Linked DNA regions of Mus musculus: region 2 is linked to region 1. The links are chromatin loops, found by intact Hi-C in ENCODE. Cell type or tissue: heart. All regions are shown on one strand. Each heading gives the region's core, and the rest is flanking DNA. Links, peaks and the distances in the headings are about the cores only. Region 1 has its middle 290 kb from the start of Gm41479. Region 2 has its middle 220 kb from the start of Gm41479.

Region 1 (16,449 bases), core at 3,931-11,930:
GCTCTTGTCGGCATCTGCCTAGTAACTGGGTTTGGTGGTTGTTTATGGGGTGGAACCCCAAGTGGGGCAGTCTCTGAATGGTCGTTTCCTCAGGCTCTGCTCTGAACTATATCTCCTCCAATGGGTATTTTGTTCCCCATTCTAAGAAGGAAAGAAGTATCCTCATTTTGTTCTTCCTTCTTCTGGAGTTTCATTTGTGTTGTGCAACTTGTATCTTGGGTATTCTAAGTTTCTGGGCTAATATACACTTATCAGTGAGTGAATGTCAAGTGAGTTCTATTGTGATTGTGTTACCTCACTCAGGATGATATCCTTCAGATCCATCCATTGCCTAAGGATTTCATAAATTCATTGTTTTTAATTGCTGAGTAGTACCCCATTTTTAATAGAGTTATTTGGTCTTCTGGAGTCCAACTTCTTGAGTTCTTTATATATATATTATATAAAGTTCTTTATATATATATTATATATATATATATATAATATATATATATATATATTAGATATTAGTCCCCTATCTGATTTAGGATTGGTAAAGACCCTTTCCCAATCTGTTGGTGGCCTTTTTGCCTAACAGAAGCATTGCAATTTTATGAGGTCCCATTTGTCAATTCTTGATCTTACAGCACAAGCCATTGCTCTTCTGTTCAGAAAAATTTCCCCTGTGCCCATATTTTTGAGGCTTTTCCCCAATTTCTCCTCTATATGTTTCTCCTCTGGTTTTATGTGGAGTTCCTCGATCCACTTAGACTTGAACTTTATACAAAGAGATAAGAATGGTTCAATTTGTATTCTTCTACATGAAAACTGCCACTTGTGCCAGCACAATTTGTTGAAAATGCTGTCTTTTTTCCCACTGGATGGTTTTAGCTCCCTTGTCAAAGATCAAGTTACCATAGGTGTGTAGGTTAATTTCTGGGTCCTCAATTCTATTCCATTGATTTACCTGTCTGTCATTGTACCAGTACCATGCAGTTTTTATCATAATTGCTTTGTAGTATAGCCTTTCAAAATTGGCATTGTATTTCTATAATTTTGGGAAGACACACTCTCTACAAACTACCACTGTTAGGCAAGGGTGCAAAATGCTTACTCAAGCAGCTATTTCAAGACCTTCTACCTACTGTACAGCCATTGGCTCTATCAATGTGTTAGTCAGGTAGCAAAGCATGATAGAGGGCTAATATCCAAAATATATAATGAACTCAAGAAGTTAATCACCAAAAAAACAAACAATCCAATTCAAAAATGGGGTGTAGACCTAAACTGAGAATTCACAACTGAGGACACCAAGTGAGGAAACCTCAGTCCCATTTGGGAGAGAGAAGAAAGCAATCACAAGTGAGGAGGGAGAGAGAGAACTGGGAGGGAAAGTGGGCAGGATGGAGGGGAGTCAGGGGGTAGAGGGGAACATGACACTGGTCATTTGTACTTTCATTGAAACCTGTGGCCTAATGCAGCCACTTAAAAAGCATTTTAATTCTGCCTCCTGTGTCTATAAAACATAGGACTCACGAAAGAGAGCCCTGTGTTCTCATGCAACAAATGCACAATTCCTCAACGCAGGGCACAGGGTAGATGCATGGGGCATATGCTAACAGTCATTATGGATATTAACTTTCATATAGAATGGTTTCACATTCAAAGAATCATTATGCCTTCACCTTGTATCTTAATTTTGTCCTTACTCATATTTTAACAAACAGGTTTAACTCTGGTTATGCAAACAGAAACCATAGATAGCTTCCTAAATTCATGTGTTCCATATTTTCTGTTTTTTAACACGCCTACTCCTGGCTCTTAAATGCAGCATCTTTTAAATTAGATGCTAAGCTATAATGAGGCCTTCATCCTAGCTCCACCTAAAGAACTCCAGGGTAACTTGGATTATTTTATTACATCTGTCTTCAATAATGGAGGATTTTTGTCTCATATTTGATTATTCATTCTGTTTTCTTCATTTGGCTAAGACCTAAGCTTTAAAGAGGAAAGCACTTCCCCCTTGCTCATCATTATTTGTACAATATTGATTATCTGACAGGAAATTAACAAGTAGATGAATAAAGTATGATTAACCATGGGAAAGATATGCTCACCCTATAGCCTTTCCAACTTGTTTTAATTTTTCATAAAAAAGGATATATTTATCTGGATGAAAATCAATGTAAAAATACACCCCAGATAATAAATAATTTTTCCATTTTTAAATGTATTGTAACAATGATTAAAATAATGATTAAAGTCTTTACACAGGATATTCATTTAAGAACCTTGTTTAAAAAAAATAACCCTGGATATAGAGTTTCAATAAAATTGGTATTAATAATGTATAGGGGCTATGCATAGTATTATTTAACTCTAAAATTTGCAACACATAGCAAGCAGGTAGTTGACAAATATAAGCAAAGAACAAGCATGGAATAAACAAAATATGATAGACTATTCTACCATCACAAGCTGATATAGAATATAGGAGGATGATAACCTGAAGCACTTTCTAGGTTCTGTGAGCTCTCTGTGAATATAACATATTATAGAACATATTATTATGTAAATTGTTAAAGTCTTCTATAATTGAAAAAAATAGCATAAAATTAAGGCCTGTCACCAAAGCACACAAAAGTGAGATTTTGAGCTTATTCCATGATCTCATTATAATGTCATGATTTTTAGGGTCACATCTACTTACAGGTGCATTGACAGGTATTGTTAAATGTCCCATTTTTATATGCCACACAATGGTAATTTTACCAAAAAATGAAAATGCACTAAAGTTGGGTTAGAATGGAATATATATTTCTTGTATATATTTGTATATTTCTAGCAGAATGCTTTCATGAATGCATTCTTCATGCAGGTTTTTCAAAAACCTGTTAAAAAGGGGGTAATTCTTTACAAAGATTTTTCAATCTGTCAATTTGTGTTTTCATGTGCAATCCTAGTAACCTAAGCCATTATTCATACTTTTTCCCCCTCCTAGGTACCAAACTCTTGACTTTGTATAAAGTGTCAGTGTACATACATAGCAACATTATTTCATGTGTAACTCATCTTTATTCCATACTTGACTGAAGAAAAGTAGGGAAAAAATACCTTTGAAGGTGATTTCCAGGAAGTCCCTGGAGAGTGGCTGAGTCAGCTACTAACTAGAAAATTCTCCTTTAAACTTCATCTTCCTTTTATCTGTCCTCTATTCACAATCACTTGACCTTCAGGATCAAAGTTTGCAGCTCCATTATCTACTATTTAACCTTTTGCATATATAGCCCAGACTGAAAATGATGAATCAGATAGAAGGAAGGACTGGACTCTGATGGTTCAACAAAGTTGCTATGCTCAGCCTAGAAATTTACCTTTTAATTCCCTTGAGGTGAGAAACAGTGAGAAAGTACTTTATTTTATCCCAGCTAGAGGCAATTCCTTGCTCTTCCAGCTGTGTATTTGCAAGGGAATATGACTGATTCTTCCACCAAGTCGTGAAATTAATGAAATCATTAATTAAGTCATTGATTTATATTTTTTCAAACGCACTCCCATTATTAAACCAAATGATCTTGTTTTTATTAAATTATCAGTCATCATAATTCCCACAATTATTTAAATAATATGAGCAGTGTCAATCATATAAATTAAGAAATGTTTCCACTGACTGATAAAATAGTGTGGTAATCATACTATATTTTAAATCTTACTTCTATGTCTGAACTGGCAATAGAGAACAAGAGGATTACAGAATAATTAAAAGATAAAAAAATGTATTTACTTAAAAATATTTGGTCATAACATATAGGGTGTCTGTATAGTACTACTATGTATTAAAATGCTAAGTACTGGCCCCCAGGATCTGGTTGTCCCATGACTACAATCTGCCCTGCCTGCAAGGTTTTGTGGAAAAATGGTACAGAACTTGTGGAAGTGGCCAACGAATGTTGGCTTTAACTTGAGGTGCACACCACAGTACACAGATTAAGCCCATGCTTATTGGATGTCTTTATCTGGGTCCTGCCCCTGAAAAACCTGGGAACCCAGCTGAAGAGAAAAGCAAAGGATGTAGACGTTACAAGGAATGGGGCATATGAGGAGATCCTGGTCCATCCAATAAGTAAAGCATGGCTCACAAGAACTCACAGAGAATAAAGTGTCAAGCACATAGCCTGAGTGTGTGTGCATACATATTATGGTCCTTTACTTGATATTTTTGTGGGACTCCTTACACTGGAATTAGGTTTATCACTGAGGACTTTTGCCTTATCTGTATCATGTTTTGTCCTGTTTGGCTGCCAGCTCTTGCGAGATTTCTCTTTTTTAAGGGAAACAGAGTGGGAGTGGATCTGGGGTAGAGAGGAGATGGAATGGATCTTGGAGGAGTGGAGGGAGGTAAAAGTGAGGGTAGGATGTATTGTAGGAGACTACTACTACTACTACTACTACTACAACTACTATTATTATTGCTAATAATAAATAATCTATTTTCTGGAGCTAGTTTTCTATAATATTTTGTACACTGTGGTGGTTTCAATGAGAATGGCTCTTATAGACACATATGTTTAAATATGTGGTTCTCAGTTGGTTGATCCACTTGGAAAGGGAGAGGAATGTGATCTTGATGGAAAAAAAAATGTGTCTCAGGGTTTGGCTGCTAGGTGAGACTGGCAGGCAGGCTTTGACTTATCAAATGATGAGAGCATTCCCAATGTGCCTTTCTTTGACTCTTCTTACATGCGTTCTCGCGACCGGCCAGGAAGAACGCAACAAACCGGAATCTTCTGCGGCAAAAGCTTTATTGCTTACATCTTCAGGAGCAAGAGAGCAAGAGCAAGAAAGCAAGAGCAAGAAAAAGAACAAGAACAAGAAAGCAAGAGAAGAGAGAAAAAGAACAAGAACAAGAAAGCAAGAGCAAGAGAGCAAGAGAGAGAAAAAGAACAAGAACAAGAAAGCAAGAGAGAGAATGGCAAAACCCCGTCCCTTTTAAGGAGAATTATCCTCCGCCTAGGACGTATTACTCCCTGATTGGCTGCAGCCCATCGGCTCAGTTGTCATCACGAGAAAGGCAGAACACATGGCGGGAAAACTGCCCCTGCACGTGTGCAGATTATGTTTACCACTTAGAACACAGCTGTCAGCGCCATCTTATAATGGCAAATGTGAGGGCGGCTCCCAACAGACTCTAATCATACAGATCAAGATATGTGCTCTTAGCTGATCATACCTCCATGACTTTGATCCACCTTCATTGAGTTGAAACCTTGGAAATGAAATTATCAGGCATTAACAGACACACACACTCACATACACACACAAGCGCATATACACGTATGGATTACATCCAGTAATTTAGTGTCATAAATTAATTTTATTTTAAAATTTGAATTATTTCTTTCTCCTTTTCAATTTTTCCTTCAAAAATATAATGTTCCAGTTAAGCTTATGTTTAGGCAGCCAGGTGGATGGCTCTGACACTGCCTAGAGACACAATAGTACAGTAAACTCCCAGAGTCTCTGGCTCTTAAAATCTTTTAGAACCCTTTTCTACAATGTTCTCTGAAACTTAAGGTGTGGGAGAGTATCGTAGCAACTATTAATGGAAAAAAAAATTCACTTGAAATCCAGCAAGGAGAAGTCTGTTGAAAAATTGAAAGGGGGAAAGGACTGTGATGTAATTATATTATATAACAAAACATAAAGGAAATATAGAAATAAAGTGAGACATTATTATTACTTTTGAAATATTCTATTCATTATATATAATACAAAATGTAATCATAATGCTAACTCCAGCTTCAGCCACTTCAGATTTAATGTAAAATTTTAAGATTAACTGATGCTTTACTCTATTTTTTTTTATCTTTCTAGTCAAAGATGAGAGAAATTATAAATTTTAGATTTTGTAAGGTAAGATACTTTCCATTCTGATGGCCATTTAAAAGTGACAAGTAAAAGGTTTAAACTTAATATGATAAATGTTAATATTCTTTTATCCTTTCTCTATAGGATGATCAGATGAACCCACTTTCAACACACAGTTCAATCTCTGTTATGCAGTCTTCGTCTTATCTTTTCAAACATGTTTATAGTCACGTCATGATGCAGAAAGCAGCAATTTATATGGAAGTCAAATTTCCCTCTGGCATAATTATTATAAAACATTTCCAAGATTTTATGGTAATTTTAATAAGCAAATGCTACTGTATTATTTTTACTTCCATATATGAATTGCCCTTCTCATTAAAATTTTGATAGAACTGGCACACCTGAAGGATTGTATAAATAATTAACCATGGTGTGATGGATGCCAAGTGTCAAAGGAGACCATGGAAATACATAGTGTTATTTAGCTGAGGAAGCCCACCATTTCTTTTTATTCCCTATGTATTAATATATGAATTTCTATGTCTCTAGACTAATGTCCAATGAATTTTATATAGCTTTGAGATATTATACATACTCAGGAATTAATTTTGAATTTTATAAAATGCATATTTATAAGCTCAGTGTCCTGGTCAGATCCACCCTGCCCTCGGGCAGTGGGGTAGGTTGCTGAGAGACTACCAAATATCTAAAATTGGCCTGAGAGATATAACTTATTCATAGGTACAGAAACACTTGGCTCAGTGTAAGAGCCTACACCTTTTTCTTCCCCTTGAGCCTTCAAGAGTAAGGCCAGTGTTGACCTGCTAGGTGTGCAGCTCTTATGCCATACACAGCTCTCCTTACTTGCTTATTGAGTCGAGAGCTCTTCCTTATGTCCTAGCATGGAAGCATTGCACCTGCCCTTTGTTCCCATGTATTTCCAAGAAACAGCTTGTCTTTGGCCAACATCCAGAACACACCTGCAAACTGAGACTTCAAATTTTAGTTTCATTCAAAATCAGAGGTTAACCTAAGCAACATTTGTATAAAAAGAGGTGTCCCAGTGTTCAATTTGAAATTATATTACAAACACATAGAAATAACACTTGATGCTATTGCACAAAGAGAGAAATATCACTCTATTGAGTGGAGTTGAGGATCCAGATTTGATCCCACCTAACTGAAGTTACCTAATTTTTGGCAAACATGCCAAAAACAAACATTGGAGAAAACAGAAAACATCTAACAAATGTTCATTGTTAAACTGAATTTCAACATGAAAAAAGAATGAAACTAGCTCCTTTCCTCTCATCTTTCTCAACAACAGCAACAACAATAACAACAACAAGAGCAACAATACCTCAACTCCAAATTGACTGAGGATCTCAACATAAGATATGTTTCACTGAAAAACAACAGAAAAATAATGAACAGTTACTTTTAGTCAGAGGCAATGCCTTTCTACACAGGGATGTGGGAGTTGAGGAGTCAAGAGCATCTGAAGTCTTGATGGCAGAGCTGGAGACTCTAAGTAAGGTCGGCTTTCTGGAGGGACTGTTTACTTGAGGCCAACTTGGTTTAAAGCTTCACCACACATGTGGTTTCTTCTCTCTGCCTCATGTTTGTGAATGAACATGTAAACTGACAGCTTCCTGGTCATGCCACATGCATCCTTACCTGTTAGTGCTATGACTCAGAATGATGAAGTACTTTTCTACATCTTGGCCCATAAGTCCAAATAAACTTTTTTTTTTTCTACCAAATAATCTCTTTGTTCAATTGCCTCAGTCATGGGTGTGATCAAACTTAACTATAAGTAGAAGAACATAAATGCATTCATAATATAGCTCTGTACAAAGTACAACTCTGTCTGAAACACACACACACACACACACACACACACACACACACACACACACACAAATACCCCTCAATATTAGGCCAGCCACATTGGATATGATAAAAAAGAAAGTGAGAAGTAGTCATGAACTTAAAGGCAGAGAAAGATTTTGTAAACAGAATACTGACTCTACAGTCACTGAGAACAATGATTAAGATATAGACACTCATGAAACTGAAAAGCTTCTGTACAATAAAGCCACCATCATTTGAACAAAGCAGCAGGCTACTGAATGGTAAGAGATTTTTACTACCTTCAAATCTGGTAGAGGGATAATAGCTAAAGAGTAAAAATGCAAGAAAACTTAACATCAAGAAAACAACACCTTAAAAAGGGGTTGTAGATAGAAACAGGGAATAGCTAAAGAGGAAACCCAAGTGACTGTCAAATAATTAAAGAAATGTTCAACACCTTTCTTCATTAGGGGAATGAAAATCATAGCTAGTTGAGATATTTAATAATGGTTAGAATACCCAAGAACAATAAAACACATGACAGCTCATTCTGGGGAGGAAGTGGGAAAAGGGAACACCCATCCTGTGCTAATGAAGTCCAAACCCGAACAGCTGATATGGACATCAGTGTGGACGTTCCTCAGGAACCTGGGAAATGACCTATGTTGATATCTCGTTGTAACACTCTTGGGTTTATAATCAGATAACTGTATATTCTAATACAGAGACACTTCCTCAACCATAGTCATTGCTTCTGCAATTTCTGCCTATTATTGGAAACTGTTAACAGTGTACAAGCCCATCAATGGAAGAATGGACAAAAAATGGTGTGTTTACATAGTATACTACTTCTCTGTTTAAAATTATCATGAAGCACACAGAAAAAAAAATTAGATGGAACTAGGAAAAAAGATCCTGAGTGAGGAAATCCAAACCTAAAACAAAATTTGATATTTATTTGTCTATATGTAGATATAAGTCTTTAATTAGCAAGGTACAATTTTTATAATGATAGAAGTTATTTATGCAGTAAATAACTTAAGGTAAGGGTGCTTCTCCTTACCAAAGAGAAGTAGAATACATAATTATGGATGGATTTGATGCTAGAATTTGAGCATCAATAATGTGGAGAACAAAGAAAGGGAGAGGGACAGCTAAAACTAAGGGGCATTTGAGTCGTTGTAAACCTAATATGTTAAAAGTATATATACACATATGCATATATATACACACACACATACCTATATGTGTAAATAATTATATATGAAAAATCTACCAAATACTTGGGAGACAAGCCTAACTAGATATTTCCCCCAAAGAAATGAATCATCCATTCTGGAAATGGGTTACATTCATCCAGGTATTGGCCAAAGGGGCCATAGGCATTCTATAGAGCCCAGGATAATCCCTAGGCAATTGGTTGTGCTTCATGAACTGAGGTTATATTCATGTTGCCAAAGATAACAGCTACAAAACTCACTGAACAAGAATGAGTGCTGCTGGCCCAAACTTAGTATCTTTCTTTATCTTTATGAAGTACTGTTTATAGTCCTGCAAGTGCTATGCATGCTACCAAGGAGAAAGATAGAAGCAACCCACCTACAGACTGCAGTATACGATAGAAAACTGAATTATATTTTGTATTAATAGAATGATTATGGTAAAAGACACAAATGCAGGAAAGAGAAATAGCACTGACAAAGTTCCTAATAATATGAGTAATGTTTGACTTGCATAATTCTGTCAACATATTTTTCTTTGCTCATATGCTATTTATTTATGCAAATTCATGGTGCTGGCTAAGTTTAGTCTCATAGTAAAATGTGTACAAAAGTCACAAGTCTACCCTACTCCAGTACTCTGTTTTATTTCACTTATCAAAAATTGATTGGGAGTAGGAGAATTATTCACAGGACTTATATACAGATTAATATACATAAAATATTGTGTGAAGCTCTTGCCTGGTCAAATTGTCTGTGACATTTAACACTTGTAATACTTACTTGTGGCAGTTTTTAGTCACTTGTAGTTAATATATTGATAATGGTTTTTTAGTATCCTGAAGTTGGAATCATTCTGGCAAAAACATCGATTTTGAGTAAGGCAACTCAATGGTCCCTGAGTATGTATTATTTGTCCTTATCTTTGATAATTAAGAGATGTGTATACACATAGGGACAGCAAATCTCAGCTAGAAAACGCTCATCGGCAAAGCAAACGGAAGAGTTAAGCTGACTGGGTCAAAGAGGTTGGACTTTATTGTGAAACAAAATATATTTCTGTTGGTTAACATACAGGATCTATGGTGTTTCTTCAGAGCGTTTGCAGACACAAGCACCTCATCAGTCCCCTGTTATTTTTCTTCCCTCATAGCATCCAAGCGCATGGTATAAAGATTTCAAACGCAATGCTTTTCTGCAATTAATTTAAACAAAATCCCACAGAGTCGTGAAAATAATACATGCATAAGCACTGAAAGTGACAATGAATTGTGCTCCATGTTTTTTTCAATTTATTTTTGCTCTATGATTCTATACATCACTATCTTCTATAATGTAAAATGAATGTAGATTATTTTATCGCATATCAAAATGTCAACACAAATAATTTTCACATAAACTTTTATTTTTCGATGCTTTTCAATTACAGGTTAAAAACAAACAAACAAACAAAATATTTCCTCTGAATTTTTTGCCCTATAACATCATAATAAATATTTGCTAACACTCTAATTTCAAAATGTGAGCTTTTGTGTATTATTTAAAATAACATTCGCTTTTCTTGAGCTGTTCTACAACTCAGAGCTGTTTCACAATTCAGGATAATTTCTGTGAACATAGAAACATTATTTAGAGATTGATAAATCCATACTCACATTTCCTATCTTACTTATTGTGAACCAGTGTGAACCAGCGCATACACGTTATAACTCTACAATTGTAGTAAACACAATGGCAAGTGTTTTACTGGTTTAGATGCCAAAATTCCTTTATTTTACAATGATATATATTCAAGAAATTATGGGTCATGCATGATTCATGCTTTCAGACAGATTTGTGCTATATGTTTTATTTTGGAAGATTTGAGTAGTCATTTTACTTTATTTTCAGTGTTTTTGTCCTTATACCTACATTTGTGTGGGAAGCCCTGTTGCTATTTACGTATTGTAATGGATATACACAACCACAAAACATCGGAACTTGTTATAGCATAAAATGTGTGTGTTTGTGTGTGTGTTTGTGTCTATGTGTGTGTGTAACTTGAAAGTGTGTGTAATATGTTTATTCACATGGGTGGAGGGTTCATGTACACATCTGTGTGTGGGGGCTTACAGGGATTGAGAACAATTTATGGCATTATATTCCAGGGGGCATTCACCTCAAGTTTCTTTCTCTTTCTCTTCCTTCCTTTTTTCCTTTCTTCCTTTCTTTCTTTTTCTTTCTTTCTTTCTTTCTTTCTTTCTTTCTTTCTTTCTTTCTTTCTTTCTTTCCTTCTTCCTTCCTTCCTTCCTTCCTTCCTTCTTTCTTTCCTCCTTTCTTTCCTCCTTTCTTTCCTCCTTTCTTTCTTTCTTTCTTTCTTTCTTTCTTTCTTTCTTTCTTTCTTTCTTTCTTTTTCTTTCTTCCTTCCTTCCTTCCTTTTTATCTTTCTTTCCTCCTTTCTTTCCTCCTTTCTTTCTTTCTTTCTTTCTTTCTTTCTTTCTTTCTTTCTTTCCTTCCTCCTTTCTTTCTGTCTTTTTCTTTCTTTCTTTCTTTCTTTCTTTCTTTCTTTCTTTCTGTCTGTCTGTCTGTCTGTCTGTCTGTCTGTCTTTCTTTCTTCTTCCTACTTTAACTCTTTCTCCTCCTCCTTCTCTTCCTCTTTCTTCTTCATGTGTGTGTGTGTGTGTGTGTGTGTGTGTGTGTGTGTGTCTGTCTGTCTGTGGCAGTGGCACTGGCACTGGCTATTTTTGGCCTACATCTGCCTATTAGTTTAGTTTAGGCTGGTTACAAAGTAAGCTGTAGTGGATGCCTGTATCTACCTCTTTCTCTTTATAACTGGGATCAGAAAAGCACATCATGGTATACAGAGAAATTTATGTGCATTTAGGTATAAACTCAAGTCTCAACCATCTCCTCACATAGCCTAACACATGTGAGACATTGTTTTGAAACAGATTTTTTTCCAGGTGTGCTTGCTAAATCTATTTCAACATGGCACCAGCTCTAGTCATGTGAGAGGAGGAAACCATGATTTGGAAATGCCTCCATAGATCCCACTGTGAGCCAAACTGTAGAGCATTTTCTAAATTAGTGATTACTGTGGGAGTGTATAACATGTTTTGGGTTGTGGTTACCCCTGGGAAAGTGGTCCTGGGTTATATAAAAAAGTAGGCTGGGTAAGCCATCTGAAGAAATTACATAAGCACCACCCTCCACTGCCTCTGTATCAACTGTGGCCCTTTTTGAGTTCATGCCCATTCCTTCCATTACTTTAAAATTGAACATGTAATAGATGGTAATATTATATGTTTTGTTTACTATCATTTTCTGTTAGCATGAGATTTATTGCTAACATCCTGTAGAGTGATGGTGATATGTTAAATCAAGAGCATTTCATCTTTTCATTTTTTAATGAATAATTTTATAGTCAGAACTAAATATAATACACTAGACCTATTGGCCATTACTTTTTATGTTTTTCTTTCTTCCTTGTCTATACTAAAGAAGATGTCAATATTGGCATGTTCTTATATCTTTATTCTCAGCACTTGGTAGTAAGGGCATTGGGTGTCTCTCAGCTCAGGACTAGCATGGTCCAGATAGAAAGTTCTATATCAGGCAGTACTACATGGTGATAAACTGTCAAGCAGAAAAGTGAAACTGGAGGGGGAGAAAGAGGAGGAAGAAGAGAAGCAGATGTTGTAAACATCAATGGTTTCATTGTATGAGACCAGTGCAGGCCTATCTCATGCTGAGGAGTATTTAGGCAAAACACAAAATCTCAATTATACTTTTGTAGACATTTTGTCTCATTTTCCTTGGTTTTAGCTTCCCCCCCCATCTTATTGATCTTTCTTTTATATTTTTGTTTCTTTTTTGTGTTATTGTTAGTGTTCATGTCTATGAGTGTGTGTGTGTGTGTGTGTGTGTGTGTGTGTGTGTGTGTGTGTGTGTGTGTGCCTGTGTGTGTGTATGTGTTGTTTCTTGTTTTATTTGTTTGGTTCATTTTGATTTTGTTTGATTTTAAAGAAAGAGAGAAAGAAAGAGGCATGGGTTTGGGTGGATGGGAAGGTGGGAAGTATTTGGAGGAGAGAAAAAGTATGATCAGAATATATTACATCATACTTTTCAACTAAAATAAATAAATATTAAGAATATTTACAAAAATATTCTAGGAACATTTTCAATATAATAATATATATTAGTAATAATTCACAAATCCCTCATAATATTTTAAGTAAGTTTACAGGTTTGTACTGAGCTGAATTTATAGCTCTCCTGGTTTTTTTTTTTAGGTCACAAGTTGTGCATAATATAAAGCCTTTAACTTTTCTTATGTTTATAGCTGAGACTTCAGCCAAACTTCAAACCTTGTTTCCCTCTGCTTGTAACCATTCAATTGATTCTACCTTATGTTTATGGTGATAGGAAAGAGCTTCATCATGACCCTATGTCATTTCTAATGTGTGATAAAGAAACAGCAAGTGGATTTGAATAAACTTAAAACATTAATGTGTAAGTAAAAGTCAGAAAAGAGTTATTAGTGATATACCTTTCTTATACCCTTCATAGCACCAACAGTGACAGCTAAAAGCTAGCAAAGAGTGAACACACATTATGTGCAAATGTGAAATGTTATTCCCACCTGAATACCACCCAGCCTTGTCCATGCGAAGTCAAGGAAGGAAGCAAGGATACTTGGTAAGTGAAAGATAAGGAAATATAATTTCCCAGTTAAGTAAACAAGAAGAAACAAGAGGCACATTTCTATTTTGGATGGGAGTGATATACACTTTTTTTTCCTATTCTTCACAGAATGATAAGGTGTCTGCACATTCTAGTTTACTCCTCTCCAAGGACTGACATTAACCAGTCAGGTAACTATGAACAACTCATTTTAATAGCCTTATCTTTTTCTTCCAAAATGTAAGTGAGAGATTTCTAATAGGCAGTAATTTCACCTTGCTGATATTTACCATGAACCTCAAGGCATGCTTGGTGTTCAGAACAGAACACAGAGCACTGTTTAAAACTGAAAGTAGTTAAATATGTTTCTTATTAATCAAGACATAGAGAAAGCTTTTATTTTGCTCTCAAATATTAAAGACTGTTTTTAAGCTTCTCAGGTATTGATCAAGTTGCATGTATTATATACTTAATTTTAACACTTGTTTTACATTGATCTGTGACATGGACATAACAATGAACAAATAAATACTGCCCTGAAGGACTTGTCACTTCTGGAGTCTTCCTTTTAACTTTAGTGACTTGGATGAAATTCTGCATGTTAGGATGGCTATAGGGCTTAGAGCATTTACTTTTTTGTTCAAGTACATAAGAAACATAGTATGAGTGTCTATTCCTTTACAAAAGCTACTATATAGTGTGTTATGTACCCCATAATGATGATAGTTAGGAGTAAGGGTACTGACAGGGAAGTGTCATGTTCAACAAGCTCATGAAGATTTTTGATTCTTATAAAAAATAAATAAATAAATAAATAAATAAATAAATAAAATAAAATGGGCCTTCAGGAAACACCTTATTGCTTCTGGCACAGATAAGAACAAAATCACAGACTATATAAGTTAAAGAATTTTATATGTCAAAGTGCTGCAAATTGATAGTTGATAAGCAAGGTATTAATAATGCTGTTTTCTGTGGAAGCTTCAATCAAACAAGGTATTATTAAGGTTGGTTTCTGTGTTACCTTCATCCTGGCTTGCAGATGATCACTCTTACAATGTCCTCACATGGCTATCTTAGTACAGAAAGACTCCCATTAACCTTGTCTCTGTCTTTATAGGGCACTTGTTTAATTGGATGTGAGCTCAGTGATAAGGCATCACTTAACCTTAATTATCTCTTAGATGCTATGGGTCTAATCACAGTTTCAGTAAGGTTGTACTAGAAACCTATGTCTTATGGTTTATATTGCTGTGATGAAACACAATGTCTAAGAGCTGGTTGGGGAGGAAAGAGTTTATTTGGCTTACCCTTCCATACTATAGTCAATCACTAAAGGAAATCAGGTCAGGGAACCAAGCAAAGCTGGAAACTTAAAGCAAGAGCTGATGCAGAGACCATGTAGGGATGCTGCTTAATGCCTTGATTCTAGGTTTGCTTAACCTGACTTCTTATAGCACCTAGGAGCACCACCTCAGGAATAGCAACACACTCAACAGTGGGCTGACCCCCACCAATCACTAATTTTGCCCTGCATTTAAAAATTATGGAGGCTTTTTCTCAATTGGCGTTTGCTCTTTACAGATAACTGTAGTCTGTGTCAAGTTGACATAAAACTAGCCAGTACAACAAATGAATACTTCATTAGCATAATCCAATGAACAACCGTATTGGCTTAGTTTGGATTATATTTCTTCCTTATTGTTAATCACATACATTGTTTAAAGTCATATGGAAACCTGCTGGTTTTTTTAATGTTCATATACATATATTCATATTAAAATAAAAGCATAAATTGTAGTTGACAGAACACAGAACATTATGCTAGTCGCAGAAAGGATGGTGAGCCAAATGAATATCTCGGCGCCTGATGAAGATACCTTCCCTTCATCTGATGCTGAGTAGTGTCCTGGTGGTGAAGCCCAGAAAGGATATGATACTGTCATTCCCTTGGGCACTAATCATAACTGATGTTGAGGTCCTACTACTAAAGACAGAACACATACTGTTTACAGGACAGAAATAAAGGAAGCTTCCTGATGCCTATCTTTTATAGTGTTGGAAGGAGTTATGCAGTCTGCCACGAGGAAAAGAAGCCTTCAACAGTCTTACATACTTGAGAACCCTATAACTATTATAATGTCTAGCATAACAGTGCAGGACCATGGATATGAGTGCCTTGGATGATAGGGATAGGCAATTGCTACCTGTGGGGAATTGCAGGCTGGTGTCCAGTCGAGCTGAGGCCTGAACCACAATGGTCATAATTCACCTACATGACACAGTAGGCATTCACTCATGTTCCTGGAAATCCAGCCCCTGGCTAGAGGCACCACCTCCCATGGGCCCCACAAGAGAAACATGGTCAGTAGTCACATAAGCAATGGCCCAAGCTTCTGACCTTCAGGCTAAACTCTTCCCCAGTTACCTAGCAACAGAGAAGACCATAAAAAGGGGAGCTCAGCCCCCACCTCTCTCTCTTACTCGTTTGTCCTCTTACCTCTCACCTCTCTTACTTTTCTCTCCTCTTCCCTTTCTCTTTGTCTTCTTTCCTCTCTTCTCTCCTTCTTTCTCTTTCTCTCTAGCCCCCCCCTCTCTCTCTTCTACCTTCTCTCTTTCTCCGTGCTTTCTATAACAAATCTCTTAAACCTTAGACAGTCTCTGCTCCATCAAGTTCCTCTGTGCACTCTGGACAGTGTTGGGATATTGGGAACCTTTTCCCCTATTCCCTCTCTCCTGCAACTATGGGGCTTTAGCAAGGTAGCTGGGGGTGGGTGGAAGAGGTCCCCAGTCAGGGGCTGCCCTTTTCTCCACCCCCTGCCATGTATGTCAGGCATGCTCACCTGGGGCCAAGTGGAAAAGT
Region 2 (16,449 bases), core at 5,748-13,747, 74 kb after region 1:
TCTGAAAGTCTGCCTACAATATGGGGATAGAAAATGCACCAAACAACTTTTGTGAGTTGTGTCTCCATAGACTTGTGCAAAAAGTCGAACATGGTGTACAAATTGTATTTGGTTTAAATGACAAGCCGATATAGGTGAGTCTCCTTAATCATAGTGAATATTCTTTTATCCACTCTTTTTCCAAAATTTAAAATAATAGCAATGGACCTATGGTTCAACTCTGGATCATCTATGTCTCTCTCTGAAATTGTAATTTAACAAGTAACTTATTCAACATGAACAAAAGGGATTAATTTGTGTCTCTCTGTCTCCCTTAATGAATAAAATAAGAAAACATGAAAACAGTCTGCATTTACTCATAATTGACTCTTCGTAATTAAGGAGATGTGCATACTTTTTATTTAGAAGATTTATGTGTTAATTGATTTTCTTTTGCAGTGAGAAAATTACATTCTTTAAGCATGAAGGAAAAGTTGTTTGTGTGTCTATGTGTGTGAGCTAGGTCCCCATTTTGGTTTTGTTATGCAGGCATTTCTTTCTTTCTATTTTTTTTTTTTAAATTAGATATTTTCTTTATTTACATTTCAAATGTTATCCCCTTTCCTAGTTTTCCCTCTGAAAATCCCCTCTCTCCCCACCTCCCTCTGCTCCCCAACGTACTCACTCTGATTCCTGGTCCTGGCATTCCCCTATACTGGAGCATAGAACCTTCACAGAACCAAGGGCCTCTGCTCCCATTGATGACCAACTAAGCCATCCTCTGCTACATAAATAGCTTGAGCCACAAGCTCCACATTGGTGGTACAGTTCCAAGGAGCTCTGGAGGTACTTGTTAGTTCATACTGATGTTCCTCCTATAGGGCTTCAGTGCCTTTCAGCTCCCTGGGTATTTCTCTGGCTCCTTCATTGGGGACCTTGTGCTCTGTCCAATGGATAACTATGAGCATCCACTTCTGTATTTGCCGGCACTGACAGAGCCTCACAGGAGACAACTATATCAGGCTCCTGTCAGCAGGCTCTTGTTGGCATCTGCCTAGTAGTGACTGGAATCAGCTATTAAGAAATGCTGTATATGGGGATCCACCCCATATACAACCCATATACAGACATTTCTCAATAGCTGATGCTTTCTTTGTAAAGGTAATCACCTGTGTCTTCAGGATTCATGTATCATTTGGACTTTTCCATATATTCTTTTTCTATAAATAAATAAATAAATAAATAAATAAATAAATCTAGCTGACTTTTTTTTTTTTTCTTAATTCTCCATTTCAAGATAAGGATGCTAGGTTTTCACATTTTTTCCTATCGAATACTTATTCTTGATTCCACTAAGGTAAAGGGTGATTTTAATTTTCTCAACCTATAATACAGTTGTGTACTTATGCATTTTCATTTGGTGCTGGTGACGATGAGATAATGTTTTATGGCTTTACATGGCAAATTTACAAACATTTGCGCAAAAAGAGGAAAACAATAAGCAAAATTAATTTACTTTTCATTGTTATTTGCCGTTATCTGATTCTTGGGAAAATTGCTTCCATTCTTCAGAAGACAGTTTACCATTCCAGGGTATGAAAATCCCTGCTGTGGATCATAGGTAGAAGCTCCTTGTAATATAGTATACCTCCACATACACATACACGTAAACATAGACATACACTTAAAACAGTATCTGTGCCTCAAAATTCATCTTCTACGAACTAAATAGATTCTCACAATTTAATTCATGGCACCTGTATTTAAAATTGGTTTATAACTCCTAAACCACCACCTATTGTCCTTTCTTGATTATGTGCACACATGAATTGGCTGATAGCAGCATGAGCAGCCCAAAGCTCATGTGTCAACCCAAAGTTGTTCCCTCCTCACAGGCTTTGTACTTGTTGCCCAAAGACATGTTTTTTTGGTTTATTAGTAGCCATATCTTTTGAAGGACAAGAGCGGGACTGTGTACTACTTCTTTATTTAAAGTTTCTCTGAAGCATAGTACTGATGCTATTTCCTTAACCTTACAGACCAAAAGGCTGCAACGTGACTTACAAAGAAAATACTTCAGCTCCTTGCCTTTCTTCAGGCATGAATTTACATTAAACTTATCTGAAAATTAAATATTCATAAATTCATATGTACTGAATAATGTATCTTTAAATAGAGACATACTTAAAATATCATCACAATCTGAATTTTTAGATTGATAAAAAAATGTGATCAAGGCTTTCTTTTTCTTTGACTTTGTATTTTACCTGGAAAACAAATTCTTTGCTTTCAAATCAGTGTCTTCCCTTAACTTTCTAGAACATGGCAGGAAGAACTACCAGTACTTGATAATAAAACACTAAATAAATAACTGTGTATCACAGTTGATATACAGAGTTTTTGACATCTGTTGAAATGACCTGGGCTATGTTGTTCAGTTACATGACAATTTGGTAGGAAGACATTATTTTCTATGCATCTTACAGGATGAAGCTGGGATGGACACCTGCAGTTAGAGGCCCAACAGCTCTGTGAGATGATGCAATGACTTGTAACTGAGGTGGCATCCCAAAGTTTGAACGATAGTACCTACACACCAGAGTCCTTCCCTATTTGCCTATAAATTATCTACAACTATCTGTGTGGTTGTATATGTATATGGGCATGCATCTCTGCAATAAGAACTTAATGACAAAAATTCTGAAATATAAGAGCTTAGTTTATTTATTATTATTTTTAAATCACCTTACTGTACAGTATTATTGTAATAATAATTGGTATTACAACATGGTAATTGATGTGAATTAGTTACTAAATATTATATTCACCATGTTAATGTCTCCATTATATACCATTTCAGTCATAAAACCAATTCCAATACTATCAGGGCGATATCACAAAATATACTCTATATCATTGCATTGTGTTTGTATTTTTATTATTATGAATTATTCATTCTAGTGTTAATTAGAAACTCATGCTAGTGTCAATTAATCTATGTTAATGTTATGTTGAAAAAAATTCTTTTATTTACCAGAATATGCTACTTAGATATTAAAGTTTTATTAATATTAACAGGTGGACAAGCTGTATCTCATTATTCATATATGCAAATGTGTATTTTGGTAACAAAGTACTTGGTAAGTATATTGATAAGTAACATATTAAAGAATCTTTAGGAAATAATTACCAAATTAATAAATATTATTTTATTTACCTGGTTTGGTCACATTTTTTTTTCCTAGCGGTTGCATTTATTTTTGAAAATTCATAAGGAATACTATTTTTATTTCCTGGAAGTAATGTATAATGTGTGTGTGTGTGTGTGTGTGTGTGTGTGTGTGTGTGTGTGTGTGTGTGTGTGTTTTAATGGCCTTAAACTATTGACATGGGTTTTCAGTGTTCTCTAAGATCTGAGAGCATAGAAACACTATTTTCCTTGACAAATAGCAGGAAGGGAAATTGCAAGATATGTTTGGTTCAGAATGTCTTACACACCAAGATGTATACTGCATTTTAGCTTTTTCTTATAACTGATACACATAGTATAACCTTAATCACTAGTGCACATATGAGCTAGTTTTCCATTAACAAGCATCTGTCAATGAATTAAATGAAACTATATAAAAAGATATTATTGCCTTAAAAACCAACTATATTAATGCAACAAATATAAGATGTCAAGTTACTATCTCTCTTCTTTCAAAGCTGACTCAAATTTAGAACACTTCCAGGAAATGGAGGAATGCACTTGAGAGTCTGACCTTTGACATTTATAACTAAAACACACTAAGTTCTTCAGTGAACTCAATTCCCTTCACTACTCCAAACCTTTCAAATATATTTACCTTCCTTTGAGATTGTATTTCTTGGTCAGTACATTGTGGAGAATACGTTGTAAAATGCTTAACAATGATTTGACTCATACACATGGTGTTATATAAAGACTTCAATAATTGTGTTACCTTATAAAAGAAAAATAACCCCTAAAGATTCTCCTTTTTATATAGTATATAAATATAGTATATAATTATAACTGTGGTTAGAGAAATACCCTCTATAAATGTTGGCACATTCCAGATATATATTTTTTTAATTTTACAGAAAGGTACACTTTATTTTAAATTAAATATTAGTTATTTTGATGATGTTGTGTTTTGTTTTATTGATTTAGGAAAACAACTAAATAATTATGCCTTAGGAAAACACATTTGTAGTTTAGCAAAATATATATTTCACTTTTTTCTTCTCATAAGACTGATCCTAGATGCTTATAAGTATCAATTACTTACAACTTCTTGAAGGAACAACTTGTCAAGTGATGTTCATATAAAAATCTCTTTTAGTCATTTTAATGAGTTCATCATCAATCAATAACTTTTTCTGTGGAAAATGTACCTGTGTTTGTGTGTAATTTACATTGTTGGTATAGTGATTTGGGGAGAGGAGGCGATTGATTGTAAAATACATGGATCTACTAGGAGAATACATCACACACACACACACACACACACACACACACACACATCACACACAAAGCCTATCTAGGAGACTTGGAAAAAAAAATCAAGGTTAGAAAGTTCATGTAGGAGAAGGTTTCTTTGGAATCTTGTTACCTTTAAGGAAGAAAGAGCTAAATGAGTAAAGTAATCTAATCACTAAGTAAATTGTGTGTGATAGATTTTTCATTGATGAGAGAGAACTATGGTAACTAATATTAAGAGTCAATTTGACATATCTAGAATTAACAATGACCAAAGCCTCTGGTAATACTGTTGAGGAGCTAGCTAGGTCAGCTTATCCTTTGGACATTTCTGTGAGGAATCTTCTCTATATTTACTTTTTTTATTAGATATTTTCTTTATATACATTTCAAATGCTATCCCGAAAGTTTCCTATACCCTACCCCCACCCTGCTCCCCTCCCCACCCACTCCCCCTTCTTGGCCCTGGCATTCCCCTGTACTGGGGCATATAACATTTGCAATACCAAGGGGCCTCTCTTCCCAGTGATGGCCGACTAGGCCATCTTCTGCTACATATGCAGCTAGAGATATGAGCTCTGGGGGGTACTGGTTAATTCATATTGTTGTTTCACCTATAGGACTGCAGACCCCTTCAACTCCTTGGGTGATTTCTCTAGCTTCTCCATTGGGGGCCCTGTGTTTCATCTTATAGATGACTGTGAGCATCCACTTCTGTATTTGCCAGGCACTGGCATAGCCTCATATGAGACAGCTTACTCATAGTGGGAAAGTTTACCTTAACTACCAGACAAAGTAAAAGGAAGAAAATAAGATGGCTAATTGAGCCCTAGGTTCCATTATTCTGTGCTGTCAGGTACCAGTTTCAATGTAGGCAGCTGCCTCACAATCCAGAAGTCAAACACTTCTCTCTTTGATGGATTGCACCCTCAACTTGAACCATGACCCAAAATAAACCCTTCCTTTCTTAGTTAGTTATGTCAGGTGTTTTTCTTACTGTGTAAAGTTACCAATACAGTAGTCCTAATGAGTGCCAGAAATAAAAAAATTTAACACATTATATTTGGATTTCTGGTCATCTCTTATTGTGTCTCTTGAATTTAGAAACATTCTATCTATGAAATTAATAGAAGAGGTAGGATACCTGGAAAAGTGCTAAAGAAAACAGAAATAAAGAACAAAACATTGATTTTTTTTTTACAGTCATTTTTAAATAGAGATCATGAAAAGGTGACTACTTTTCTTTTTGCTTTGATTTTCTTCATTTATTTTAGTATTGTATTGTATTACTGTGTATATATGTCTCTGTGTTTAAGATGAATGGGTATAGACCTCAATGCCAATGCTGGATATGTAGCAAAGGATTGTCTTACAAGGCCTCAATGGTAGGAGCGTGCCTTGGTCCTGTGGTGGCTTGATGACCCATCATAGGAGAAGGCTAGGGCAGTAGGTGGACACTCTCATAGAGGCTGGGGAGAGGAAAGGGTGGGATAATATTTTAAATGTAAATAAATAAATTAACCAATAAAACAAAAGAAAAAACTCAGAGGGAAAATTGAAAACTTTTGTAATACACACACACACACACACACACACACATTTGGAAAAATAGCCAGAAATACAAAGATTATTTTCTCTCGAAGCTTCATCTTGATTTCCCGAATGGATTGTGTATTGAGAAGACGTCTGAACATATTATGACAGCCTGTTTTCAATTAGGTCTGTGCATCTTGTTTGGAGTGAAATGATCATAAATCTTTTCCATTTATTTCTTTGTGAAATAGTTTTGTTTCCAGCCATGTTTATAGCTATCCTGGGGCACACAGGGTGTGAGCACAGCTGATGTGTATGGAAGTACACTTTGAGCTCTTTCAATAGGTCCCAATAGCCTTGGCCACAAGAGTAGGGGGAAGCTGGGGAAGAAGAAACCTAAGAGGACAAATGCTGTGAAAGGAAACATCTAGGGAGTGATGAAGGAGGGAGGAATGGGGAGAAAGAAAGAGAACAGGGGAGAATTGTGTATTGATTAAGGTTAGTTAGTCATTCAATGTCCAAACTATGACAGGAAGATGGTTAGAGTTAGAGAAGATACAAGCATATATTTTTGATAAATATATTAATCTTTGGCTAATTTGTCTCAATTATTTGAGAATTTAAGCTAAATTCATATGAAGTAAATTAATGACCTGAAATTATAGTGCAGCGTTGCTTCTAAAAGCACATTTAAAGTGTTAATAACACAGAAATAGATATAAAAAATGCAATTTAACATGTCAGTCTGACACAGACACACCATTTTTAGTTTTGTGATTTGATCCAGAGAAGCTCTATCTTATAAAATCGATGAACCACAATAATAACCATGATTTTAAAAGGATACATGGAATATAGGGAAGGAGCAACAAATTATCAAAGGAAAACACATATAAGCAATACTTCCTAGAAAACTTTGATATGGCATGATTGCCATTACTTTAAAGTTCTCAGGTTTAGATAGTACTTATATGATTCTATTTAAATAATAATAGATTCTAATGCTGTTTTAAGAAAGTAGAATGTTTGATTGTGTCCTTTATAAATTTTCTTTCAATTACAATGTTCACCAGCCACTGGAACAATAATTAGTCTACATATTGATAGTAATACATTGAATAAACAGAGCAATGTCACTATGATCTTTAGTATTGCCTTTATTATTATTGGTTCATATCCTTTGTGCAAAACATTGGGATTCATGGTGACATTTGCATAAATTCTAGGATGTGCTGAGTTCTTTTTGGCTTTGTGTACATTCATCTCAGTCTGCAATATTAGAATAAAGATGACATCTACAGATGCACAGAACATTGAAAAAAGGTTTTAGATCCAAATCAGAACTACTATACTTAAGAGCAACCATCCATATTAACCCAAAAAGATGAAAATATTTGGTATATAAATAAGCAATATTAAATAGGTGTGGCTTCAGACGCCTCTAATCTCAGATGCCAGCATGAGAATTGAGAGGTCGGAGAGCAGTTGGGGTAACATATTAAAATCAAGCTCACAACAAAATAAAGCAAAACAGTCAAATTAGCAAATGCTAAAATCCGCCATCCCACAGAGCTGCAAATGGGCTTTACACATGTATACTTCTTGTGATAGTTTTTGTTTAATCTTTTTATATTTTATTTTTAAAGGTGAATGAGTGAGTAAATTAATGAATGAATGAAAACCCATCCACTACAGTAAAGGTTAACAACTGAACTGCAATGCCCATTAGGGGAGGGCCACATCAACCAGGAGAGGCCTCATGCTTAGGAGTAGTTGACCAACATATAACAGACTCCACATATTTTTTGGTGTGTGATTTTATTTGGTTAAATTTTGGGTGTGGGGGAGTTGGTGTTGTTTGAAGAGGAGAGGATTTTGTTTTAAGGAGGAATATTGCTTTTTCTTGTTTTGTTGTTTTGGAGGGTGTTATTCTTGCATTAAGTTTTTTGTTTGTCTTTGTTTCTTATGAAATAATTTCAATTTGAGTGGATAGGAAAGGGGAGAAGATTCAGAAGGGCTTGGGTGGAGGATCAAATGATCAAAATATATTTAAATTTTTAAAGAATTTTATATAGTAAACTACTCAAAAACAAAAATAGTAACATTTATTCTATATATCACCATATATTTTCTTATTGCTGTAATCCCAGTACTTGTACAAGGACCAATTTCAAGCTGTGCTTTAAGTATGGTGTCTTTTCTGTTTATCAATTTATCCAGTAATCCTACAACATTGCTGAGGTAGATTCTTTTCCTCTTGAATTAATTGAATTCTGTTGCTGGAAGGTTCTAAGAAAACCAGTGAAAGAGCCATCTGGAAAAACTGTAGGAGACACACAGAGATCACCAAGATAACCCATGCCTAAAGTGATTTTTTTTTCCAGTGACAGTGCAAGCAGAAGCAGTTGTGATTAAAGGAAGATATACTAAAGCAGAAGTTGTGGTTGTGAAATCCTCTGAATGCCAGCATCTTTCGAGATGGAATGAAGTCTCCTTACAGTGTCCAGAGAGTGAGCAAAGTAGGTTGTTGCCATGGAAAGGGTCACCCTCCAGTGATCACTAAGAGAGGAGCTATTGAAGTACAAACGCTGTAAGAGCAGAAACTGACAGCTGTCAATGCAAGAGTCAAAGGTCCACAACATCTTAAGGTTCTTGAAGAAAAGAAAACATTAAAGGGCATGTAAGTTAAAGAGCTGTCATTAGGCTTCTTGCTTTGTCGCAGAAGAGGGAGAGTCCTCTTTTCCTGGGGCACTAGGTAGGTGTTAAATGTGAATGTGTAATCAAATAACCTAAGATGTTATTATTGTTAATAATCAGTGCTTTTGTAATTTTTTTATTATGGCAAGCACCTGCAGATATTCATTTTCTTGTAAAATAAGCTAATATTGTTTACAGAAAGACAGTTCAACTTTCCAATTAGCAACTGATGTACTATTGTTGACTATGCTGCTTCCCTTAAGCAAAGGGACCATCAATCAAACAGCAAGCAAGCTTATCCTTATGCCAGCCATTTTGGAGATTCCACTAATACGTCAAAGACGTTCAGAAAGATCACAGCTGCATGGTCTGGCTCCTGAAGAGGCAACCGCAGCCAGCCTCGTTTCATATAGTTTGTTATGAAATTTTTGCTAACACAATTGCCAGTGAACCAATATCCTCCAGCCATTTTTATCTGGACAACATGAGACCTATTAGAACAATCATTTTGTCTGAAGTGGAGGGAGCAATGCTGTAAACTGCGCAGACACAAACTTTTGTTTGCACACTAGGTTAGGTTTGCTGTGATTGTGCAAAACACTTCTGGCTGGATAAATAAAATATTTTACATAGAGAGTAGGTTAGTGAAAATGTCAAGCTCTTTATATGGCTTTACAGATCTAGGTCCAGTAAAAAGCTTCTCTTATCTGGCTTTTTCTTACTGATTTTTCATAATGTCTGCTAAGCTGATAAAATACTGAAAAAAAAAGTAGAAAATCACCAATGTCCCTAAGTTGGTAGAGGGCCATTATGAGAAAACAGCAAAATAACTGTTTGCTTGATAGTAGAAAAGGAAGCTGGTTCATTTAAGCAGTCCAAGATATAACATATGGGTGTCTAAAGCTAAGGAAGGGGGGAATCTATAAGGAATCAGAGAAGAGAAGAGAAATTGAACATTGCCATATATTGGAGACTTCTAAGGTGTAACAGGCTTCAGGCCAAGGGTCGTAGACATTTGAGCTGGTAACTGTATCGCTGGCTGTTGTCAAGGGACAATGAATCCCAATGTACTGCTTGCCTAGAGGCCACAATACCAATGGCTACCAAGGCTAACTCATCCTGATTTCTTAGACATATGAAAGAGCTTGTAGCTATTGCTTATACCTTAAGAACCCTGATCCCTAAGGTCTACAGGAAAGCTGTTACATGAGAGAATACTATCTGATATTTTTTTTCTACCTGTCCTCTGTGATAGCTAGCAATTCTCCAAAGCCATCTGGTACTACAACTGTGAAAACTATCTCTTGAAGACTTCTTGCCTACCTATTTTTTTTTAATTGTAGGGAAAGCAGATGATCCTGCCAGATGAGTCATAACAAAAGCATTGAAAGTTCTTATCTCATTCAAGGAACAGCTGGACATTTCCTGTTTCACTTCCAATAAAAAGTTTTCCTATGTACCGGATGAGACATTGTGTGGTCCATTTGTGGTTTATAAAGAACATGTCTATTGTCTCTAAAGGGAAGATTGAAGCATTAATGAAGAATTTCCTGTAATTTAGACTACTTTGACGTGTGACCACTTGGTGACCTGTACTGCATTAAGTGTAATGTTTATGAGCCTTTCTTTTTACACTTCAACCCTTAGAACTGTCTCAGAGAAAGCTGAATACTCAACTCAGCTTTCAAAATAGTTGGTATCAAAATAGCTTGTGTTTGTGTTTAAGCCTCGACTGAACACCGAAACTTTAAAAATGTTTCCTCTTTGTGGAAGTCTCTGAGACCACTTGCATGTTAAAGAGCATTTTTTTCTATGTTGCTATTACTGTATAGTTGTTCAGAATACTGTATTGGACTAGAAGAATTAATGTCATTTAAAACAAAACAAAAACAAACAAACAACAAATAAGTGTTTGTTGCTAGGTCCAAAGTTGGGACAGGATTGTTATTGGGTAAACAGAAACATAAGGTCAGAATTTCTCAGGACTCTTATAAGGATGGGGTTCTGCTTACTGGAACATTTCTTTGATCCATCCTCACAGGTCAAGTACCTCAGGCAGGGACAGCTAGGTCAAGCCTAATTAACCGGTATCATCTTAAGGAGCCCCATCCTGATTGCCCATAAAATCTGGTTGCTTTTCCCACATTTTGTTTCTTTCTGCACCATTTCAAGAGACAGACATGGCAGTCGGTTCCTCAATAGCTCTTTCTTTGTTCCCACCGCATTTTATAATTGGATTGTTTTACTGCTCCCTTCATACAGCAATGAGATTTATTCTCTTATGGTTTTAGTAAGGTCAGATTAGGAAATGTTAGTCTCAGTCAAAGAGTTTAATCACAGAGCTAACCAAGGAGGAATGCTTCCTAGTAGAAAGCCACGCTCTTGTCTGAAACAGGAATTTGATTCCTGAAACCCACCTTATGGAAAGAGGGACCTAAACCTTGTCAAATATCCTTTCACCTCTGCAAAATAATTGTGGCACATATGTTTCTCTTTATCCCCCAAATACATAAATGTTAAAAAAAAATTAAATGCCACTCATAGACTAACAAAAATACCACAGGACATTGAGTAAATGTCAAACAACTATGGTCTAAATTCCAATTTTAAATTACTATATAAAAAATAAAATAAAAATAAATGTGGTAAACAGGAAGAGAATTTTTCTAGAGTTGTTTTTCTCTGTCAAGTGTCAGAGAATCTAAAGAACATTGCCATGCAATTGTTAACTTGCCTGAATATCTGAACTGAGAAGTATACAGGTTTGATTGACCCTGACCTAAGAGAAGGTCATGATGGTGGAGAAGCAAACAAGCAGTCAACACTTATTATGGCTTGCTAGGCCTCTTAGAATAGGCATATTCTATCCTTTTCTCTTAAGACCTATCATCTTCATGACTGATAGGAAAAACTTTTGGAATATATCATTGTTTGGCAGACTTCTAACCTCTAACAACTCTGAAGCTAACATCGCAGAAGAAGAGAGTCTTCCCCTATGCTGCAGCCCAGCAACCTGACTGGTAACCAACATAACCTGTAAAGGCATTAATTTTAGACTTTATTCTCTTTGTGACTACAAAGACTCATATAAACCCTTCCAAACAGGAATGCGCTATTAAAGGTAAAGTGAACTTATGTTCCCCACCTATTTTTATTGGCTAAGAAAAAACCTAATTTCTTCTTTTCTTGAAAGCTGAATTGTTATTACATGTGACATTTCTCCTGGCATATAGAATTTTGTGAGCTCATTTTTTGTAGTGCTTCAGTTTTTTTTACATACTTCAGGTATATATATGTATATATACATATACATATATTTCTGAGTTCTTGTTATTTATCTCTATGGGAAACATTTCCTGATGTAAGGCCTATGAACTGGTTACCTTTTGCTGGATTCTCATGATCTAGCTTTAGGTCTAAAACAAGTCGTGTGCTTAAACCTCAAGAACATAGTTTCATCAACTCTCTTCCTTATGGTAAAGCTCAAAGTGTTGTGCAAGGCCAGTACATGCTTTCTCCATCTATAGCTGGTTTGTGTCCTAAAGTCCTATTTGTGGTAAAGTATCATGACTCTTCAGAAACAGATGGCCATACCTTGTTTCTGAGCACTGCCAAATTTGGAATCTGTATCCTAGACTTTATCCATGGTCCAGTGGACAGAGATTTCTATGGTGCTTCTGTGAAAGCTTGATGCCACTACATGTTGTCATGACAGAGTAACATATCTCACAGGCCTCTTGTTCTGCACCTAATCCTGCTTGGAAGTAGTCAGATGGCTGTAACGATGGCTTGTAGAGCATTGGAAGACCTCCCTTTAATTCAGAGACTACTTTGAATTCTGAGCTGTCAGGATACATATAGAATTTGTTTAAAATTCAGCTAGTTTAACAGTATTTACAATTTTATTACAAAATTGTTAATATTTTAGAAGCTTTGTGACATCTCTGGGCCTATAAGTTTGTTGGCCTCATTTTTGTGGGGTTGTGGGTCTATGGGTCTGTACTTCTATGGATCTTCGGGTATATGGTAGGTGACTCTGTGTGGTTTTTTTGGGTATGTGAGTATGGATTTGTGGGTCGATAGACTTGCAGACCAGTCCTGGGTAACATTTCTTTCTGTAGATCTTTCAAAAGGTCAGACATTTCATTTGTCCTTTCTCCATCTTAATCATATGAATTGTGATTCTCATTTTCAGATGGTACCTTGCCAGAGGGCCTTTGTGATCTTAGCTATATAGTTTGGTAGAATGAGATGTCTAAATATAGTTTTAACGACTATCTGAAAGCTAATATAAGTTATTTAGTGTGATGAAACACAACAAATAAAAACTCAATACTAAAAATTGGTTAGCTTTTCTGGAGCTGTGTTCCAGTAAGGGACTATAATCCCTAAATGCTGCAAACTATTGCCAATGCTCTGTTATATAGCAGAAGTTGCCCTATAGTCTAGATAGTATTTTGATGGGAGCTGCTGTGCATGCTATTGGAGACGATAAATAATCATCAATCACACCCAGCTATGATATTTGTTTATTACAATAAAGATTGGCAAGACATGTGCACTAATACAACAGTGTAATATATATCATAGGAGTGACTAGCGTTTTTCTGATTGGATATAAGACTCATTCTAAGTTGAAACCTATGTTGAGCATGACTAATAAAACATGCACCTGTATGTAGGTCTTGTATCAAAATCTATTTTTAGTGTGCAGAATAGTAAACTAAGTTCTAATGACTTAGCTTGAAATCCCTAAATTGATGCCTCTCAACCTTTACCACAGAAACTTCTCTTTCTGGTAAATGGCAGGTAACACAGAGACCCAGAGTCAGCAAGATGCAGAGAAACAAGAGACTATAGGAGTGCTCAGCCATAAATGGATATCTATATTACCTATCCACCTTCAAAGGACCAGAGATCATTAGAGAAAGAAGGCAGAATGATTTAAGAGTTAAACACAGTTGAATATGACACCAAGGAAACTATTTTCTGAGTATAGCCGGGCATCCGTATATATGAATCCATAGCAGTAAAGACAACATGTAAAAGAATGCTCATGTCATGTTAGACAAAATTTCACCTCAGAAAAATTAATTCAAGATAAATACTCACTTCCAGCTAAGAAACTATTGTCAATTAATAGCTCTTAGGAAACAGAGAGTCTGATTGTATTTTTAAGTGTATGAACTCTGGTGGATTGATCACACTGAAAAAGAATGTCACACAGTCAAAAGTATAGGAGCACAACTCTGAAAAATGGATTTATAACAAACTAATCAAAGAAGATGAATAGTCGGATGCTCAGGGAAGAGAGGGGATCTAGGTGGTGTTGTGGGAGAACATAAATAAGAACAAAATACATTGTATGAAATCTCCAAGTTTTTATTTAATATTTAAAAGCATACAGATGTCCATAATTCAGTTGACTGGTCAAGGTAATGATTTAATTGTTTCCTCAAATATCAGGTTCAAGAAAAAAAATTAGTCTTTATAGATAACATGTTATAGGGAGACTTTTTTCTGAAACTGAAAACAAGAGAATTGTGCAAGGTGGATGACTTGCTGAAACCATCACATATGTAGTGAAATGTATCTAAGTTGTTTTACTGAATATGTTTTGTGGTTAAAAAATATCTAAATAGCTCAACTGATCTTTAAAAAAAGATTGAGAAGTTGTTGCATAGTTCTTTTTTAAAGAAACTACTCCTTTCATAAAAATATCAGCAACCTAACGTAATTGCTCATTATATTTTAGTTCTAAGCAAGTCTGGCATGTGTATGTAGGTGAATGTGTGTATTCACCCATACATGTGCATGTACACACACACACACAAATACGTGTGTGTGTGTGTGTGTGTGTGTGTGTGTGTGTGTGAATGAATGTGGAAAATAGAAGAAAGAAATCTATAAATCTATTCTGGTGTCTTCTTTGATTGCTCTCCACTTTTTTCATGTTTGTTTGTTTGCTTGTTTGTTTATTAATTTATTTAAAACAGGTTCTCTTACAGAATCTGAAGTGCACAAATCATGCTGGATATGTTGGCCTAGTGAGCTCCAGGGATCTCTCTGGTCTGTGCCACAAACATAAGAAGGGCTGGGGCTACAAACTTGAGCTGTCATTCTGTTTTTAAATGTGGGTTCAAGAGAGCAAAACTCAGGTCACTTATTGCTCACTTTTCTGACAGAACTCTTTCCTTAGCCACCAAGATTGGATTTGATATTATATCTTAATCCAATTTGGTATAAAAGTGCATTTCTCATAATTAGAAGTGACAATGTTTATTCTAAATGTGTGCTATCCCTTCTGAACATTAATGTTCCCTCAACATTAAGTATTCTATTTTCCTTTTTAAAAATAAAACTAAATGTTTTTAAATGCAGCCTATGGACTAGTATTACTTAAGTGATAACATAAAAGCAAGAATTCACATCTGGAAGACAAATAGGTCAGCTTGGTTGAGCATAGTAAAAAACATGAGAGCTTTGGGGAAAACGTCAAATAGGATAATTACCAATGTTATAAAGCTATAAATGACATTTTCAAGTAAAGAACTTCTGTAAATTAGATCAAGATAACCCTTTTGGTTATTGAGATGCTTAAGTGGAACTGTTTGGGAGAAATTCTTGCTTTTTATTCTGCACCTCTGCTTTATTCCCCCATTACGATGATTTTATAGTGAACATGCCTGCTTGTAAAGTAATTTTAGCAAATGTTTAAAAGTATCTTCCGGGCTGAGTGTATTAAGTTTTATATAAGCCATGTTTTCAATGTTCAGCTTTATTGCAGCTATGTCCGTGGACCCTATAGTGTTTATGTAAGCTGCAGGCTACTGCCATCATCTTTAGAGCAGCTAGCCAACTGCTTTTATGTCTTTAAGATACTCTTACAGCTAAAATAACATTGGCAATAAGCACATGGGGAAATAAAGACACATTTCAGCAATGGACTTCCTGAAAATTCTGCAGATCTGATGGTTGAATAGGCCCATAAGTGCTTTGTAGTTTTGCACATAATCAAGACTGGGATTTCTTCTGAAACTTTTATCCTTAGAATGAGGTTATTTTCACGGAGGGAAGGGAACCCGCTTTGATAAAACCCTATATGGGAAGGATTCAATCGATATGAGAGTACTTGCTCTTTCATTCTTCTTTTGGAGTGAAAAGAGCTCGGTTAATTTAAATGGTTCTAGTTTGGTGAAGTTTTTGAATCGATTTTATGGGTTCTTCTTAGAATTCAAATGCAGTAAAAGTAATGTGCAATTTCTCACCCTTTTTTTTTTTTCATTTTTCTTCCTCTAAGCGTTTGAGTTATTGCTGGTCTATAAGCAATCATCAAAATTTAAATTACCAATGTTCTGATTTTAAGGTAAAAGTTCTTGGAAGTTAAAAAGGAATATAAAATAATCACAGTAATCTTAAGTAACAAGTAAAATTTAGAAGGTCCAGTTAAAGAATTGTCTACATTTTTTTATTTATAATTCTTTCTTTACTATTATTTTTATTGGCTCCAAAAGATATTATCTTATTTATCTTAAGATTATTTTCTTTTTACTTATATATGTGTTCAAGTGAGGAATCTGTATAAGAGTCCAGTGCCTCCCTAGTCCAGGAGACAGCATCAGGTGTCATGGAAGTGGAGTTACAGGCTGTTGTGCCTTTTCTAATGGAGGTGCGAAAAACCAAATTCCGCAGCATCAGGAAGTGCTCTTAGCATGTGAGCTATCCCTCCAGGTCTGCAATTCTTTTTTCCTTTTAAA

The links. A loop is a pair of places that touch in the nucleus more often than their neighbours do. Peaks named below come from ENCODE experiments on the same cell type or tissue, not always from the same donor. Only the 100,000 strongest peaks of a DNase experiment are listed, where the experiment ranks them.
Region 2: it touches region 1 in a loop (3-fold over the local background); 2 of 42 quality-filtered maps call a loop at or near these places.

Annotation. Positions count from the first base shown.
Region 1 is chr16:80,579,346-80,595,794 of GRCm38, reverse strand. No RefSeq gene overlaps it. Among named protein-coding and RNA genes, the nearest start is that of Gm41479, 290 kb to the right of the region's middle. In heart, for the core only: no CTCF peak of the experiment used is centred there; a DNase peak (open chromatin) is centred at 8,324.
Region 2 is chr16:80,506,669-80,523,117 of GRCm38, reverse strand. No RefSeq gene overlaps it. Among named protein-coding and RNA genes, the nearest start is that of Gm41479, 220 kb to the right of the region's middle. In heart, for the core only: no CTCF peak of the experiment used is centred there; no DNase peak of the experiment used is centred there.